Linked DNA regions of Homo sapiens: region 2 is linked to region 1. A link is an interaction called in ENCODE POLR2A ChIA-PET data of the cell type or tissue named here. Cell type or tissue: OCI-LY7. All regions are shown on one strand. Each heading gives the region's core, and the rest is flanking DNA. Links, peaks and the distances in the headings are about the cores only.

Region 1 (8,717 bases), core at 370-8,369:
TAAGGGGACAGAGACAAGACTATAGTAAACACTTCCTAATGATTCCCCTCTACCTAGTCTCTTATTCAAAATGTAGCCCAATGATATCTTTCTCAGACGTGCTCATCTACAGTGAAACAAGTACAAAAGGGCTATGCCAATAAAACTTGAAAGGCAAATTGCAGTGTATTATTCCATACATGAGTAGTGTTATCACACCTGACAAGAATTATTCATTGTTTTTCAAATATGAGTATAGAAATTCTGAATGAAACATCCTTTTTTAATAATTACTATTTTTTTATTTTTGTAGAGACAGGGTCTCACTATGTTGCCCAGGCTGGTCTCGAACTCCTGGACTCCAGGGAACCTCCTGCCTCAGCCTCCGAAAATGCTAGGATTACAGGTGTGAGCCACCACGCCTGGCCCAAGTTTTATTAATAGGAAGATATGTGTCTCTACTGCAAACAGTAGAGCTGTTATATGAGGAACATAGATTTGAAAAGTTTCCCCCGTTCTAACCCAGATGCCTTTTCCACCTGATCTTGGAGAAATTAAGACCACGTAAGCCCTCATTTTAAAGAGAAGTAAGCAGATCTTGGCTGGTACGGTGGTGTGCACCGGTAGTCTCAGCTACTCAGGAGGCTGAGGTGGGAGGATGGCTTGATCCCAGGAGTTTGAGGCTACAGTGGGTTATGATCATACCACTGCACTCCAGCCTGGTAACAGAGTGAGGCCCTTACAAAAAACAGGCCCTTTGGGGAAAAAAAAAAAAAAGGCTGGATGTGGTGGCTCACGCCTATAATTCCCAGCACTTTGGGAGGCCAAGGTGGGTGGATCACTTGAGGTCAGGTGTTTGTGACCAGCCTGGCCAACATGGTGAAACTGTCTGTACTAAAAATACAAAAATTAGCCAGGCGTGGTAGAACAAACCTGTAGTCCCAACTCCTCGGGAGGCTGAGGAAGGAGAGTCGCTTGAGCCTGGGAGGTGGAGGTTGCAGTGAGCCGAGATCACGCCACTGCATTCCAGCCTGGTGACAGAGTGAGACTGTCTCAAATAAATAAATAAATAAATAAATAAATTTTAAAAAGTTAGGTAAGCAGGTCTAGAGAGTTGTGGCACAGCTAAATAGTCATAGAACTGGGACTAGAATTCTCTTTTGAGGCCTTAGAATTTGGTCACGCTGCAGTATATCCTGCATCTCAAAAGCTTTGTCTTCTGAGGGTGAATTTGTTGAAAACCACCAAGAGGATCTCAGGCCAAATAAGGTAGATGACCAGATTTGATAATCTGCTATTAGTCCAAAATGAACTGGCTTTAACAAGAATGTTTTCCTTGAGAATTGTAGTGAATGAATAGCCTATTAAATGCATCGCAAAAACTAGATCCCCCTAAAAGACAACAGGGAATGATAGACTATCCCATTTGATTCATCTCATATATACACAGCAGTCTCAGAGTTGCAGTGCCAGTACCACCACTACTAATTATGATCACTTAGACATAATTACTAATTATGATTGCTACTATGAAACTTATGAAAAAAGTTTAAAATTTTTAAATTGAAGATGCTTTTCTCATCCTGCCCCCTCCTTTTTTGGTGTACTACATCTTCATGTTCACTGTTGGGCCATATAGCCATTACATATTGAATTCTCCCTGAAAGTCTTCTTTAGAATTGATTTGCTAAGTAGCTCTGTGTTTAGTGCTTTGCTCCAGTTCTTACACCAGTGTTTCTGGTTGTTTTGGTCTGAAGCTTGTTCTCTAGTTCTAGATATGGCAAATTTTTTTTTGAAGAAGGCTACATATTAAATATTTAGGCTCTGTGGGCCAAAAATGGTCCTGTTAATGTATTCGTGAGTGTGTGTGTACTTAACAACACATTTTTTAAATGTAAAAGCCATTCTTAGCTTGTTGGGTGTGGTGGCTCATGCCTGTAATCCCAGCACTGAGATGGCTGAGATGGGAGGATTGCTTGAGCTCAGGAGTTTGAGACCAGCCTGGGCAACACAGTGAAGACTCCATTTCAAAAAAAAAAAAAAAAAGCCATTCTTAGCTTGAGGACTGCCAATCCTTGCTTTAGTAGATTCCTCATAAGGGGCTCATGGAGACAATATTCCAGTTTTGCTGGATATAAAATCCTTGGCTTACACTTTATGTATTTTAAATATGTTACTTCATTTTCTTCTCACATAAAACATTGCAGTTGAAGTCTGATGACAATCTGATTTTTTTTTTTACTAGACCACTTGGTGTTGGTCATTCTGGGTTGATACTCTCAAGTTTGCAATGTCTTTTTTTCAATATCTACTTTTTAAGTATTTTTTTTTAAGTTTTCTTGATTTCTTTTGTTCCCTTTCGTTGGTCTTCATCTATAAGAACTGCTATTACTCATATTTTGGGTCTTTGCTCATTTTTAGTATTTGTCACTTTCTCCCTTTTATTTTTTTTTAAAAAAAGCAATCCTTAGGTTTGACTCTGATCTTTTTCTCATTTCTTTTTAATTTTTATTGCTAATTCTTTTTGGTGTCTAATTTCTGAATTTTCTAATTCTGATTTAGGTTATTCTTTCATGTCTTGTATCTTTTTGTTTTGTTTTGTTTTGAGATGGAGTATCGCTCTATTGCCAGGCTGGAGTGGAATGGCGCCATCTCGGCTTCCTGCAACCTCCTCCTCCCGAGTTCAAGCGATTCTCCTGCCTCACCCTCGCGAGTAGCTGGGATTACAGGCGCCCAACACCATGCCTGGCTAATTTTTGCCTTTTTAGTAGAGACGGGGCTTTGCTACGTAGGCCAGGCTGATGTTGAACTCCTGACCTCAGGTGATCCGCCCGCCTCAGCCTCCCAAAGTGCTGGGATTACAGGCATGAGCCACCGCGTCCGGCCTCTTGTATCATTTTCTTTTTTTTTTTTTTTTGAGACGGAGTCTCGGTCTGTCGCCCAGGCTGGAGTGCAGTGGCGCGATCTCGGCTCACTGCAAGCTCCGCCTCCCGGGAGCCTCCTGCCTCAGCCTCCGAAGCAGCTGGGACTACAGGCGCCCGCCACCATGCCCAGCTAATTTTTTTTTTTTTGTATTTTTTAGTAGAGACGGGGTTTCACTGTGTTAGCCAAGATGGTCTCGATCTTCTGACCTCATGATGCGCCCGCCTCGGCCTCCCAAAGTGCTGGGATTACAGGCTTGAGACACCGCGCCCAGCCTTGTATCATTTTCTTAAAGACTTAGCTCACTCTGCAATAGGATGCAGTTTGATTTGCTTCCTGGGCACATTTCTGGCATGCTTTCACTGTCTGATATTGTTCTATTCTTTATTCTCTTCATGTGAAATTGATTTTTCTAAATTTTTAGAAGGAAGTGTGGTTCAGGATTGCTTTTCTGATTTCACGTACTCCTCAAACGTTTGACTCCCATTGGACATCCTTCCTTCTGCACATTCATTTTTGCATGGTAGTTTTTTCATATAACCACCCTAAAACTCAGCTTGGCAAAGATAAAATGTCATCAAAAGGAATGTAGGGCAGTCCTATTGAAACTGAGCTCTACATCAAGCCCAGAGCCTGACAGGTGTCAAACGTCACTGTTTATTTCACATTTAAAATATAAAATATACCATGGTGTCCCTGTGAGTTTGCTGTGGTTCCCTGGGACACGTTAGCTCACAATTTGGGGATCACAATCCCAGGTGATGCTGATATTGCTGATCAGGAGACCACACTTGGATGTTTGGCTGTTTTTTGTTTGTTTTCCCCAAAAAACCTACAGGAAGTAAAAAAAAAAAGTACAAGAAGAAAGACTTTCAAAACTTGTACTGCCAGCCATGAAGAAAATTTCTTCCTTTGGACCCATGTACTCATGTATTTATCAATTAAAATGAAATTATTGAAATCAGTTTGGAAACAGTTGTATATGTGTGTATTTGTGGGAGAGCATGCTTGCTTGCAGATGCACACACACCTGCTATGTTTGTTGGGAAAATTAGTATGTGTTCATTTGCTGTAGTCTAGCTTTCTTACTGGAGGGAAAAACTACTTTGAGTAGACAGGAAGGAACAAAAAAAGCATGCTTGCATCCTCATTGACCTTAATGTTCAAGGACATTTGGTGGTAAATAATTGAATTTCCTTTGTAACCTGCCACAGTGAATTTGATTGACTGCTAGTTTGAGATGTGATTGATAAGCCTGCCAAATTTTATAAAGAAAACTTTATATAATGTTTACATTTATAAAATGTTTATGTTTTATAAAGAAAACTTTGTATCTCTCAAGAGAGGGAAATCCAGATTGCCTGGTACCAGCATTTATCATACAGAGAATCTTGGATGTTACTCCCAGTAAAATGTGCCCCTAATTTATACTATAATGAAAATAAAACATAGTTGACCTCTAAAAGAGCAATCAACTGCTTTCAAGTGAACTGCCACATAATGCTAATTAGTTGAAGATTATGCTCTGTTCTCCTTAATGAATTATAAAAAGCAAAACACTAAAAATTAACTCGGGAAGACAAAGTAACTGGTGCTTCCTGCATTTTTCCTTGTTCTTTGTCTTTCTAGGATCCCAGGAAATGTGGGCAACTCATGAGAAGGTAGTGCCCTGGATGGAAGTTAGCTGAACAAAATCAGCTTACTCTAAGCCCTTCTGGCCTCAGCCCCTTTTCTGGATTTTAAGAAATCCAGCAATTGATACAAGATTATAGAGTATACCACTCAGTGAAGTTCAGAGTTCTACTACAGAAAGCCCAAGCCTTGATTTACACTTAACATCTAGGAGAAATGGGAAAGAATCTAGCCATTACTTTCCCCAACAGAGGGATCTGTATAGATGAGATGACCAGCGTAGCAAGCAGCCTGCTATTACCTAATCTCTCACCCAGGATTAACATTAACATGGGCTTTCTAACATTTCACTTTTTACAAACTAGTCTTTAAGATCTTTTTTTTTTTTTTTTTTTTGAGTCTCGCTGTGTCACCCAGGCTGGAGCTCAATAGAGTCACCTCAGCTCACTGCAACCACCATCTCCCTGGTTCAAGCAATTCGCCTGCCTCAGCCTCCTGAGTAGCTGGGATTACAGGCGCACACCACCACACCCGGCTAATTTTTTATGTTTTTGGTAGAGGCAGGGTTTCTCCATGTTGGCCAGGCTGGTCTCGAACTCCTGACCTCAAGTGATCCACCTGCCTCAGCCTCCCAAAGTACTGGGATTACAGGTGTGAGCCACCATGCCCAGCCTAGTCTTGAGGTTCTTAAGATATATAGAAAAAGGAATGTAGATTTTGTTAAGCCTTGCTCTTTTTTTAAGACTGGTTTTATAAATTACAAAGACAAATCCTAGGTTAGAAGAGGCCATCAAGATCAAAGTATTTCTTCCTTAAAAGGATGAGTTTTCATTGTTAATCAGAGGCTAGTTTTAACGGTAGTACTTAAATTAACTGTCCTAGTAGAAAGCTGGAACCTGGAAACTCCTTTATTCTGCCTCTGTAGAAATGGCTTTATACGCCGGGCGTGGTGGCTCATGCTTGTAATCCCAGCACTTTGGGAGGCCGAGGCGGGCAGATCACCTGAGGTCGGGAGTTCCAGACTAGCCTGACCAACATGGGGAAACCCCATCTCTACTGAAAATACAAAATTAGCAGCGGGTAGAGGTGCATGCCTGTAATCCCAGCTACTTGGGAGGCTGAGGCAGGAGAATTGCTTGAACCTGGGGGTGGAGGTTGCGGTGAGCCGAGATTGTGCCATTGCACTCCAGCCTGGGCAACAAGAGCGAAACTCCATCTCAAAAAAAAAAAAAAAGAAAAAAGAAATGGCTTTATACACTATTATGGCAACAATTGAGCTCCTGGTTTCGGTGGACAGTAAATGTTTATCTTACAGTTGTGCTGGGCGAGAAGTCAGGAAAAGGAGCTGAGTGTGTAACTGTGATTTCCTTTTCCGTAGTGTGTTCCATGGGAACCGGTACAAGCAGACTCTATAGTGCTCTCGCCAAGACACTGAACAGCAGCGCTGCCTCCCAGCACCCAGAGTATTTGGTGTCACCTGACCCAGAGCATCTGGAGCCCATTGATCCTAAAGAGCTTCTTGAGGAATGCAGGGCCGTCCTGCACACCCGACCTCCCCGGTTCCAGAGGGATTTTGTGGATCTGAGGACAGATTGCCCTAGTACCCACCCACCTATCAGGGTTATGCAATGGAACATCCTCGCCCAAGGTATGCTGGATGCTTTTGTGCCTCTGCAGTCAAGTTTGCTGTGACTGCCTTTCTGCTTCTGCACATCCACAGTGCACTGTTTTATGTGGAAGGAAGAGGTGTGGGCAGATGGAGGTGACTGCAGCAGCATGGAGAGCTCCTAGAAGAGGTTAAGACAGGGAATCATCTGGTTTTCACTTTTTTTTTTTTTTTAGAAAGAAAAAAGACACTTTAATTGTTCTTGGATAGTCTACAAACATGGAAGGTGTAAAGAATAAACCACGAGTTACTTGCTTTAATTGTAAAAACCAAGTCAGGTGCAGTGGCTCACACCTGTAATCCCAGCACTTTGGGAGGCCGAGGTGGGTGGATCACCTGTGGTCAGGAGTTCGAGACCAGCCTGACCAACATGGAGAAACCCCGTTTCTACTAAAAATACAAAATTAGCCGGGTGTGGTGGCGCATGCCTGTAATCCCAGCTACTCGGGAGGCTGAGGCAGGAGAATCGCTTGAACCCAGAAAGTGGTGGTTGCAGTGAGCTGAGATTGCGCCATTGCACTGCAGCCTGGGCAACAAGATCGAGGTTGCAGTGAGCTGAGATTGAGCCACTGCACTCCAGCCTGGGCAACAGAGTGAGACACTGTCTCAAAAAAATATGTATATATATATATATATATATATACACTTTGTTACAGTAGTAAGGACTTCTTTCCTGGGTCTGCCAAATTAAAAAACAGATGTGTCAATCAACTCTATGTAGCATTGCCTTTTATGTAAGCAGTTGAGATTTTAAGAAAAACAAGGGCCTGATTTTTTTTTTTCCTGGAAAATAAGGGGAGATTCCGTGACTTACCAATCTTTGATTCTTTTTCCCTAAGTAGGAAAAGCTGCCTATTTAAAATAAGTTCCATTCATTCTGAGTAGTGTCCATAATAGTCAGGGTTAAAACTAATACTTGGTGTTAAATATTTGGTGTTTAAAAAAACCAAAAAAATTTTAAAAGAAAATTGGCATTTATTTCATTTTATATAGCTTAGATCCCTGGCACTGCAAAGCAGTTTCCTTAAGTAAGATCTTAATATCCTGGAATATAGTTAACATGAAATCATTTCGAAACAAAAGATCTGTTGTTTGCTTCATCCACATAGTGAGAGGTGATTTAGTTTGGATGGGGTAATACAGTTTGGACAGAGAGCCACTCCAAGCATTTAAAGCAGAGGAAGCATTCTGAGGGTCTTGAGTGATGCCAAACCTCCTGGGTACTTTGAAGTCACGGTTTTGTAAGAGCTGACAACTGACTAGCTTTTTCTTTTCAGCTCTTGGAGAAGGCAAAGACAACTTTGTACAGTGCCCTGTTGAAGCACTCAAATGGGAAGAAAGGAAATGTCTCATCCTGGAAGAAATCCTGGCCTACCAGCCTGATATATTGTGCCTCCAAGAGGTGGACCACTATTTTGACACCTTCCAGCCACTCCTCAGTAGACTAGGCTATCAAGGCACGTTTTTCCCCAAACCCTGGTCACCTTGTCTAGATGTAGAACACAACAATGGACCAGATGGTTGTGCCTTATTTTTTCTTCAAAACCGATTCAAGCTAGTCAACAGTGCCAATATTAGGCTGACAGCCATGACATTGAAAACCAACCAGGTGGCCATTGCACAGACCCTGGAGTGCAAGGAGTCAGGCCGACAGTTCTGCATCGCTGTTACCCATCTAAAAGCACGCACTGGCTGGGAGCGGTTTCGATCAGCTCAAGGCTGTGACCTCCTTCAGAACCTGCAAAACATCACCCAAGGAGCCAAGATTCCCCTTATTGTGTGTGGGGACTTCAATGCAGAGCCAACAGAAGAGGTCTACAAACACTTTGCTTCCTCCAGCCTCAACCTGAACAGCGCCTACAAGCTGCTGAGTGCTGATGGGCAGTCAGAACCCCCATACACTACCTGGAAGATCCGGACCTCAGGGGAGTGCAGGCACACCCTGGATTACATCTGGTATTCTAAACATGCTCTAAATGTAAGGTCAGCTCTCGATCTGCTCACTGAAGAACAGATTGGACCCAACAGGTTACCTTCCTTCAATTATCCTTCAGACCACCTGTCTCTAGTGTGTGACTTCAGCTTTACTGAGGAATCTGATGGACTTTCATAAATACTTGCTTTTGTCTTTTTAATCACAGGAGTCTATTTTTTTTTTTTTTTTTTTTTTTTTGAGACAGAGTCTCGCTCTGTTGCCTAGGCTGGAGTACAGTGGCCTGATCTCGGCTCACTGCAAGATCCGCCTCCCGGGTTCATGGCATTCTCCTGCCTCAGCCTCCAGAGCAACTGGGACAACAGGCGCCCGTCACCACGCCCAGCTAATTTTTTGTATTTTTAGTAGAGACGGGGTTTCACCGTGTTAGCCAGGATGGTCTCGATCTCCTGACCTTGAATCACAAGAGTCTTAACAGGGAATGTTTCAGGAAACAAATAGGATAAGACAATGCCAGAGGAAGGATAGAAACATGGGAAGTTTCTATCATTTCATTTTCTGCGTTTCCAGCATGCCCTTGGAAAA
Region 2 (8,717 bases), core at 579-8,578, 120 kb after region 1:
AAGGCATCCTTAGGTCCTTAGGCAATTTTGGACATAAGGATTTTGTCATTGTGCAAACCTTATAGAGCGTACTTACACAGACATAGATGGTGTAGCCTGCCTACACACCTAGGCTACACAATATGGCTTATTGCTCCCAGTCTCCAAACCTGTACAGCATGTTACTATACTGAATACTATAGACAACTCTAACACAATGGAAAGTATTTGTGTATCTAAACATATTTGAATATAGAAAAGGTACAGTAAAACTAAGGTATTATAATCTTACAGGACTACTGTTGTGTATCTGATCCATCACTGACTAAAATATCATTAATCTCTCTCTCTTATACACACACACGGAGGTAAGAAATGAACTTAGATAACTTGTGACATCATCAAAATTCTGTATAATTTTTTTTTTTTATACTGGGTCTCACTCTGTCAACCAGGCTGGAGTGCAGTGGCATCACATTACAGCTCACTGCAGCCTCAACCTCCTGGGCTCAAGCAATCCTCCTGCCTCAGGCTCCTGAGTAGCTAGGACTATAGGCACATGCCACCAAACCCAACTAAGGTTTTTTTCATTTTTTGCAGAGATAGGGTCTCATTTGTTGCCCAGGCAGGTCTGAAACTCCTGGCTTCAAGCAATCCTCCCATCTCAGCCTCCCAAAGTGCTGGAATTACAGGCATGAGCCACAGTACCCAGGGCTTTGGAGATATTTTGATGCTTCCTTTATCAGGCACGTTTTGACACTTCTAGAAATCTTCAACCAAAGAACTAGACTAGTCAGGTTCCCAGGCATAACCTAATCAACGACGATTTGTTCAACCTGTTTTATGATGGTGAAAATTGAACAGCAAAGTATCATCTAAATATACTCTGGATAAACTCGGGGCCAGTGGCGCAATGGATAACGCGTCTGACTACGGATCAGAAGATTCTAAATATACTCTGGATAGAAATACAGGTTAAAACTTTAACTCGCATCCGTGTGAAGAGACCACCAAACAGGCTTTGTGTGAGCAACAAGGCTGTTTATTTCACCTGGGTGCAGGCGGGCTGAGTCCGAAGAAAGAGTCAGAGAAGGGAGATAGGGGTGGGAACGTTTTATAGGATTTGGGTAGGTAATGGAAAATTACAGTCAAAGGCGGTAGTTCTCTGGCGGGCAGGGGTGGGGGTCACCAGGTGCTCAGTGGGGGAGCTTTTGAGCCAGGATGAGCCAGAAGAAGGAACTTCACAAGGTAATGTCATCGATTAAGGCAGGAACAGGCCATTTTCACTTCTTTTGTGATTCTTCAGTTACTTCAGGCCATCTGGATGTATACGTGCAGGTCACAGGAGATATGATGGCTTAGCTTGGACTCAGAGGCCTGACATTCCTGTCTTCTTATATTAATAAGAAAAATAACATAAAACAAAATAGTGGTAAAGTGTTGGGGCAGCGAAAATTTTTGGAGGTGGTATGGAGAGATAGTGGGCAATGTTTCTCAGGGCTGCTTCAAGCGGGATTAGGGGCGACGTGGGAACCTAGAGTGGGAGAGATTAAGCTGAAAGAAGATTTTGTGGTAAGGGGCGATATTGTGGGGTTGTTAAAGGGAACATTTGTCATATAGAATGATTGGTGATGGAAACATTTATTGTACAGAACTATTGGTGATGGCCTGGATACGGTTTTGTATGAATTGAAAAACTAAACGGAATAAGAGAAGGAAAAAAGCAGGTATTAAAGGACTAAGAATTGGGAGGACTCAGGACATCTAATTAGAGAGTTTCCAAGGGAGTCCAAGGGGGTTTAGCGTAATTACTTGCTTGGTTGGCAAGTCTTTGGGCTCTATTCTTGACAGAGTCCTTTTTTTTAAGTTGGAGGCTGAGCTTGGTGAGGTGTGTTTTTAAAAGACAATTAGTCGTTTCACCTTTCCTGAAGATTGAGGACCGTAAGAGGTACAAAAGTTTCACTGAATACCAAGAGCCTGAGAAACTGCTTGGGTGATTTGACTAATAAAGGCCGGTCCGTTATCGGACTGCAGAGAGGTGGGAAGGCCAAACCGAGGAATTATGTCTGACAGAAGGGAAGAAATGACCATGGTGGCCTTCTCAGACCCTGTGGGAAAGGTCTCTATCCATCCAGTGAAAGTGTCCACCTAGACCAAGAGGCATGTGAGTAAAGTCAATTTGCCAGTCCTGGGCAGGGGCAAACCCCCGAGCTTGATGTGTAGGGAAGGGAAGGGGCCTAAGAAATTCCTGAGGAGTAGTAGAATAGCAGATGGAACACTGAACAATGATTTCCTTGAGGATAGATTTCCACGACAGAAAGGAAATGAGACGTTTTAAGAGATGGGCTAGCAGCTTGTAACCTACATGGAAGAGGTTATGAAATGATGACAGAATAGAATGGGCCTGTGAGGCTGGAAGGAGATCCTTGGTCCAAGAACCATTTGCCTTGTGTGGGAAGAGATTGATAGGTGAAGTTTCAATGGAGGAGTAGGTGGGAGTGGCCAGATGAGAAGGAGAAAAACTGCCCTGAGGGATAGAAGTTGGAACTCTAGCTGCTTTTTTAGCTACCTTATCAGCATAAGCATTGTCCTGAGCCATGGGATCTGATGCCTTTTGATGGCTGCTTTTTTAGCTACCTTATCAGCATAAGCATTGTCCTGAAATGATGGGATCTGATGCCTTTTGATGGCTGCTTTTTTAGCTACCTTATCAGCGTAAGCCTTGACCTGAGCGATGAGATCTGATGCCTTTTGATGGCCTTTGCAGTGAATGACTCCAGCTTCCTTTGGAAATAAAGCAGCCTTGAGAAGAGTTTTTATTAAAGTGGCATTAATGAAAGAGGACCCTTGTGTAGTGAGGAATCCTCTTTCTGCCCATATAACAGCATGGTGGTGCAAGATATGGAAGGCGTATTTAGAGTCAGTATAAATATTGACGCGTGTAGTCCCTTTGCAAGAGTGAGGGCTCAAGTTAAGGCAATGACTTTGGCTTACTGAGAGGTAGTGGAGGGGGGCGGAGCGGTAGCCTCAATGATAGATGTGGAAGATACTATAGCATAGCCTGCAGGCCAGGCGCAGTGGCTCACGCCTGTAATCCCAGCACTTTGGGAGGCCAAGGCGGGCAGATCACGAGGTCAGGAGATTGAGACCATCCTGGCTAACACGGTGAAACCCTGTCTCTACTAAAAGTACAAAAAATTAGCTGGGCGTGGTGGTGGGCGCCTGTAGTCAGTTACTGGGAACACTGTGAGAGCCAAGTTCTCAGATGCCAGCCAATGGCCAATCTTGCAAGCAGACCTTTCTAAGAATAGCTATCTCAGACCTACTATGTTAACTCTTTTCTGCACAGCAAGTTATTTATCTTCTCCAGATCTCAGAGTCATGTGTAAAAAGTGAATAATAATAATAGAAACTATTTCATGGAGACCATAGTACAAGTAATATGTAATCCTGTATGATGACAAGACTTCATGACCTAAAGATCAGTCGATGGTAGTGATGAGGAAGATTACAGAAAGTTATAGACAAGGTAAAACAACTCAAAACATAAATTTCAACCCCACAGCAACTTTTAGAGGACAATAAAACCATAATTATCAGGAATGATCTTGAAAAAGGGTCAGTGGAAGAAACACTGACCCTGTCTTTCACTCACAAAATATACGGGAGATTTAAAATATTTTATCATATTGGCCAGGGGTGGTGGCTCACACCTGTAATTCTAGTATTTTGGGAGGCCGAGGCGGGTGGATCACTTGAGATCGGGAGTTTGAGACAAGCCTGGTCAACATGCTGAAACCCCGACTCTACTAAAAATACAAAAATTAGCCGGGCATAGTGGCTCACACCTGTAATCCCAGCTGCTCCAGAAGCTGAGACAGAAGAATGTCTTGAACCCGGGAGGTGGAGGTTGCAGTGAGCTGAGACAGTGCCACTGCAGTCCAGCTTCGGCAACAGAGTGAGACTCCATCTCAAAATAAATAAATAAAAGAAAAATAAAATTCTAAAATGAATGCAGTAAGATCTCTCTGTGTGTGTCTCCATGTGTGTATACACACACGTGTGCCTAGATATGTTTAGGAGTGTTTTATACCTATGTACATATATTATGTTGCGTATTGTGTATACAGCCAGAAATTCCTTGAGGAATTCTATTCAGATTGGTTTAGATAAGTGAGTGCTTACATAAATTGTTAAAATATATAGGAATCAACCCAAATGCCTTTTTAATTCACATAATTTAAGTAAATCTTTGATAAATAAGCTGGTTTTAAATTTATTGATGAAATAAAAATAGGAACATCTTCAGAACTGTTAGCATACATTTTTGCCTGGTTTTACTAGTTAGAATTTGTTTCTGCTAAATGTTTTAGGGTGTCATGATTGACACAGGTTATAAAACTATAAAACCAGCCTAAAAACAGAATAGTCTTTTATTTGTGAAGCTCTTTGATAAGACTAATTTAATAGTGTTGATTTAATGAAAACAGCTGTATCTTCTGAGTTATCAACAAAATCTCCATACATTTAACTTTAAGGTTCTTTTTTAGGTTAACATCTGATATTCTTAGGCTATGAAAAGGGCGAACAGGAAAGTAACCTGAATGACGACTAGCTTTGTCTAATATCTCAGTTCTCACAAATAGTCTACGTAAAACTGTTTAAAAAAAAAAAAAAAAAAAAAAAAAAACTCTGAGTAGGCCGGGCGCGGTGGCTCAGGCCTGTAAACCCAGCACTTTGGGAGGCTGAGACGGGCGAATCACCTGAGGTCAGGAGTTCAAGACCAGCCTGCCCAACATGGAGAAACCCCGTCTCTACTAAAAATACAAAATTAGGCCAGGCGCAGTGTAATCCCAGCACTTTGGGAGGCCAAGACGGGTGGATCACAAGGTCAGGAGATCGAGATCATCCTGGCTAACACGGTGAAACCCTAACTCTACTAAAATTACAATAAATTAGCTGGGTGTGGTGGTGGACGCCTGTAGTCCCAGCTACTCAAGAGGCTGAGGCAGGAGAATCGCTTGAACCCGGGAGGCGGAGGTTGCAGTGAGCTGAGATTGCGCCACTGCACTCTAGCTGGGGCGACAGAGCGAGACTCCGTCTCAAAAACAAAATTAGCTGGGCATGGTGGAGCATGCCTGGAATCCTGTGGTGAGCTGAGATCGTGCCATTGCACTCCAGCCTGGGCAATAAGAGCAAAACTCTGTCTCAAAAAAATAATAAAAATTAAAAAAATAACAAATTATGGGCCAGGCACGGTGGCTCACGCCTGAAATCCCAGCACTTTGGGAGGCCGAGGAGGGCAGATCACAAGGTCAGGAGTTCAAGACCAGCCAGTTTGAGACCAGCCTGGCCAACACGGTGAAACCCCGTCTCTACTAAACATACAAAAAATAGCTGGTGTGGTGATGGGTGCCTGTAATCCCAGCTACTCCGGAGGTTGAGGAAGGAGAACTGCTTGAACCCGGGAAGTGGAGGTTGCAGTGAGCCAAAATGGTGCCACTGCATTCCAGCCTGGGCAACAAAGCAAGACTCCGTCTCAGAAATAAATAAATAAATAAATAATGTAAATACAAATGGAATAAATGTTTATAAATGAACTTTTCACATAATTTGAAATATTAAAATTATGTTAAATTAAGTGATAAATACTCATTAAATGTCCAGATCGTTTCCAAATAAGGAAAAATACTGAAACACCAATTGCTGAACATAAATACATTTGTTCTTGCCTTGTTAAATCTTATAGAAAGACTGAATATATTTCAGTCTATTAATACACACAAAATTATGTTACGGAGAATGTTTGTAAAAAATATTTAAAAGTCTAGGCATAGTGGCTCACACCTGCAATCCCAGCACTTTCAAAGGCTGAAACAGGAGGATTACTTAAGGCCAGGAGTCCAAGACCAGCCTGAGCAACACGGCAAGACTCTGTCTCTACAAAAAAAATTTTACACTAGCCAGGCATGGTAGCATGCTCCTGTAATCCCAGCTACTCCAGGGGCTAAGACAGGAGGATCCCTTGACCCCAGAGTTCAAGTTATAGTACGCTATGATCATGCCACTGCACTCTAGGCTGGGCAACAGTGAGAGACCCTAACTCAAAAAATAAAAAAATATATAAAATACTGATATATGATAGTTCAAAATTTCTTGCTTCCTAGGTTTTCATTAAAAATCAAGATTACTAAGTTAGAAATTCTAACTAATGTATATAATTCTGTATATGAAGTGTAACAAAAAACATCATGTGGCTTTGATGAGAAAAATTATGAGAAAAGCATAAGAATGTATTATTCATTGAGAAAAAAGAATAACTGTAAATTCAGAGGTTATTTAAGGTTATTTTGAAAAGTAATATTTAGGAAGGAAATAATATAAAAAGGACTCAGTAAGCAGGAGAGAGAAATATAAAGAAAGTTATAAGGATGTAATTTTGGCAAAGAGGGTTAAAAGGAGAATAACTTTTCACAATGATAAGGAAAAAAGAAAGTAAACTGTGTCCTAAAGTAAAATGACAGGTTATTTAAGAAAGAGAAAGTATAGGACAAAGCTAAAGGACCAAGAATGTTGTGGAAGATCTGATTAAGCTGTGGAAAGTTTGTGAAGGATGAATTTATTAAAGAAATTTTGTGTGTGGGCCAGACACAGAGGCTCATGGCTGTAATCCCAGCACTTTGGGAGGCCGAAGCAGCCAGACCACTTGAGCCCAGGAGTTCAAGACCAGCCTGTTCAACACAATGAAACCCCGTCTCTACAAAAAATACAAAAACTAGCCAGACACACTGGCATGTGCCTGTAGTCTCAGCTACTCAGGAGGCTGAGATGGGAGGATCACTTGAGCCCGCCAAGTTAAGCCTACAGTGAGGTATGATCGCAGTGGAGACAGAATGAGTCCCTCTATCAAAAAAAAAGGAAGTAGGAAGGAAGGAGGGAGGGAGAGACAGAGGGAGGGGTGAGAAAGAGAAAAGAAAGAAAGGAAAGGAAAGGAAAGAAAGAAGGAAAGGAAAGGGGCAAGGGCAAGAGAAAGAGAAAGAGAAGGAAGGGAGGCAGGGGTGAGAGAGAAAGAGTGGGGGTGAGAGAGAAAGAGGGAGGGAGAGAGGGAGAGAGAGAAAGAGGGAGGAAGGGAGAGAGAGAAAGAGAAAGAAGAGAGAGAAAGAAAGAAAGAAGGAAAAGAAAGAAAGAAAGAGAGGGAGATGAAAAGAAAGAGAAAGCGGGGAGGAGGGAGGGAGGGAAAGAGATAGAGAAGGAAGGAAGAAAAGAAGGAAGGGAGGGAGGAAGGAAGGAAGATTTTTTCATACGATTAAGTTGGCTATAAATAAAAGAAAATTAGTTACAAGTCTTTCTAAAAGTTTAGCTTTGGTCAGGCACGGTGGCTCACGCCTGTAGTCCCAGCACTTTGGGAGGCGGAGGCGGGTGGATCACCTGAGGTCAGGAGTTCGAGACCAGCCTGGACAACATGGAGAAACACCATCTCTACTAAAAAATACAAAAATTAGGTGGGCGTGGTGGCATGCACCTGTAGTCCCAGCTACTCTGGAGGCTCAGTCAGGAGAATCACTTGAACCTGGGAAGTAGAGATTGCCGTGAGCCAAGACTATGCCACTGCACTCTAGCCTAGGTGACAGAATGAGACCCTGGCTCAAAACAACAACAAATATCTAAAATTTTGGTCCCCTGTGTTAGAACAAGCTTTTCTTGAAGTCTTGATCTGTTCTTAGTAAAAATTGCAAGAGGTTTTTATGTTTATTTCAGAAATCTGTTTCTTTAAGTTTTTAAACATCTTCTGAACTGCAGCTTTACAGTTTACAGCAGTTCTGTATTGGCTTTTACTGATGTGTCTGAATTGCTCCACTTAACCCAGAATTTCCCATGATTTTACTAAGAGCCATGTATTTCCTGCTCAAGGTACTAGTTTTCCTGTTTACATTTCTCTATAATATGGTGTACGCTCATAACCTTGGACACACACTCTTCCTGTGTCAAGTAATTTTTCATCAGGTCCAACTTCCAGATTATCTAAATGGGTTTCCCATTAGCAGAAGCAATCTCATTGCAGGAAGTTTTCTTTGCCTTTTTGTTAACTGGCCCAAGAAACAAAGACTGCATCTTATGAAGATAATCCCTGTATTTCATGCTGTCTTTATTAGGGTTTTTGGTTACTTAGGAAAACTGGGCTTTAGAAGGGTTAAGGGTTTGGGGTTTTTGTTTGTTTGTTTCCCATCCATGTAACTTTCTGTATTGCTTTTGAAATCTTTTGATTATTACTGTGGTTAAATTAATGACTATTATTTCACAATGACCTATGATTCTGTTTTGATCAGGTGTTTTAAACCTTTTGACATCTTTGGTAAACTTCCCCAGGATCAAGTTCTAAATTAAGTCTTTTGGCTTGGAGCGGTGGCTCATGCCTGTAATCCCAGCACTCTGGGAGGCCGAGGTGGATGGATCACCTGAGGTCAGAGTTCGAGACCAACCTGACCAACATGGAGAAACCCCATCTCTACTTAAAATACAAAATTAGGCCAGGCACAACGGCTCACGCCTGTAATCCCAGCTACCCGGGAGGCTGAGGCAGGAGAACCACTTGAATCCCAGAGGCAGAGGTTACAGTAAGCTGAGATCGCACCACTGCACTCCAGCCTGGGCAACAGAGCAACACTCCGTCTTAAAAAAATAAAAAATAAATAAGTCTTTCTTGACCTCAAACTAACTTTAGGATGTTCCACAAGGCA

Evidence for each region. Peaks named below come from ENCODE experiments on the same cell type or tissue, not always from the same donor. Only the 100,000 strongest peaks of a DNase experiment are listed, where the experiment ranks them.
Region 2: POLR2A ChIA-PET joins it to region 1 with 12 read pairs; 12 of 35 experiments call an interaction of 5 or more read pairs at or near these places.

What each region holds. Positions count from the first base shown.
Region 1 is chr4:139,037,163-139,045,879 of GRCh38, forward strand. It overlaps NOCT (nocturnin), which reads left to right. Exons shown (of 3, transcript NM_012118.4): 2 at 5,912-6,181; 3 at 7,477-8,717. The coding sequence ends at 8,312. Among named protein-coding and RNA genes, the nearest start is that of NOCT, 26 kb to the left of the region's middle. In OCI-LY7, for the core only: no CTCF peak of the experiment used is centred there; no DNase peak of the experiment used is centred there; H3K27ac peaks cover 495 bases.
Region 2 is chr4:139,157,011-139,165,727 of GRCh38, forward strand. All of the region lies in intron 1 of ELF2 (E74 like ETS transcription factor 2), which reads right to left. Among named protein-coding and RNA genes, the nearest start is that of ELF2, 16 kb to the right of the region's middle. RefSeq lists enhancers at 1,979-2,562, 2,563-3,144, 5,017-5,634, 6,279-6,911, 6,912-7,543. In OCI-LY7, for the core only: no CTCF peak of the experiment used is centred there; no DNase peak of the experiment used is centred there.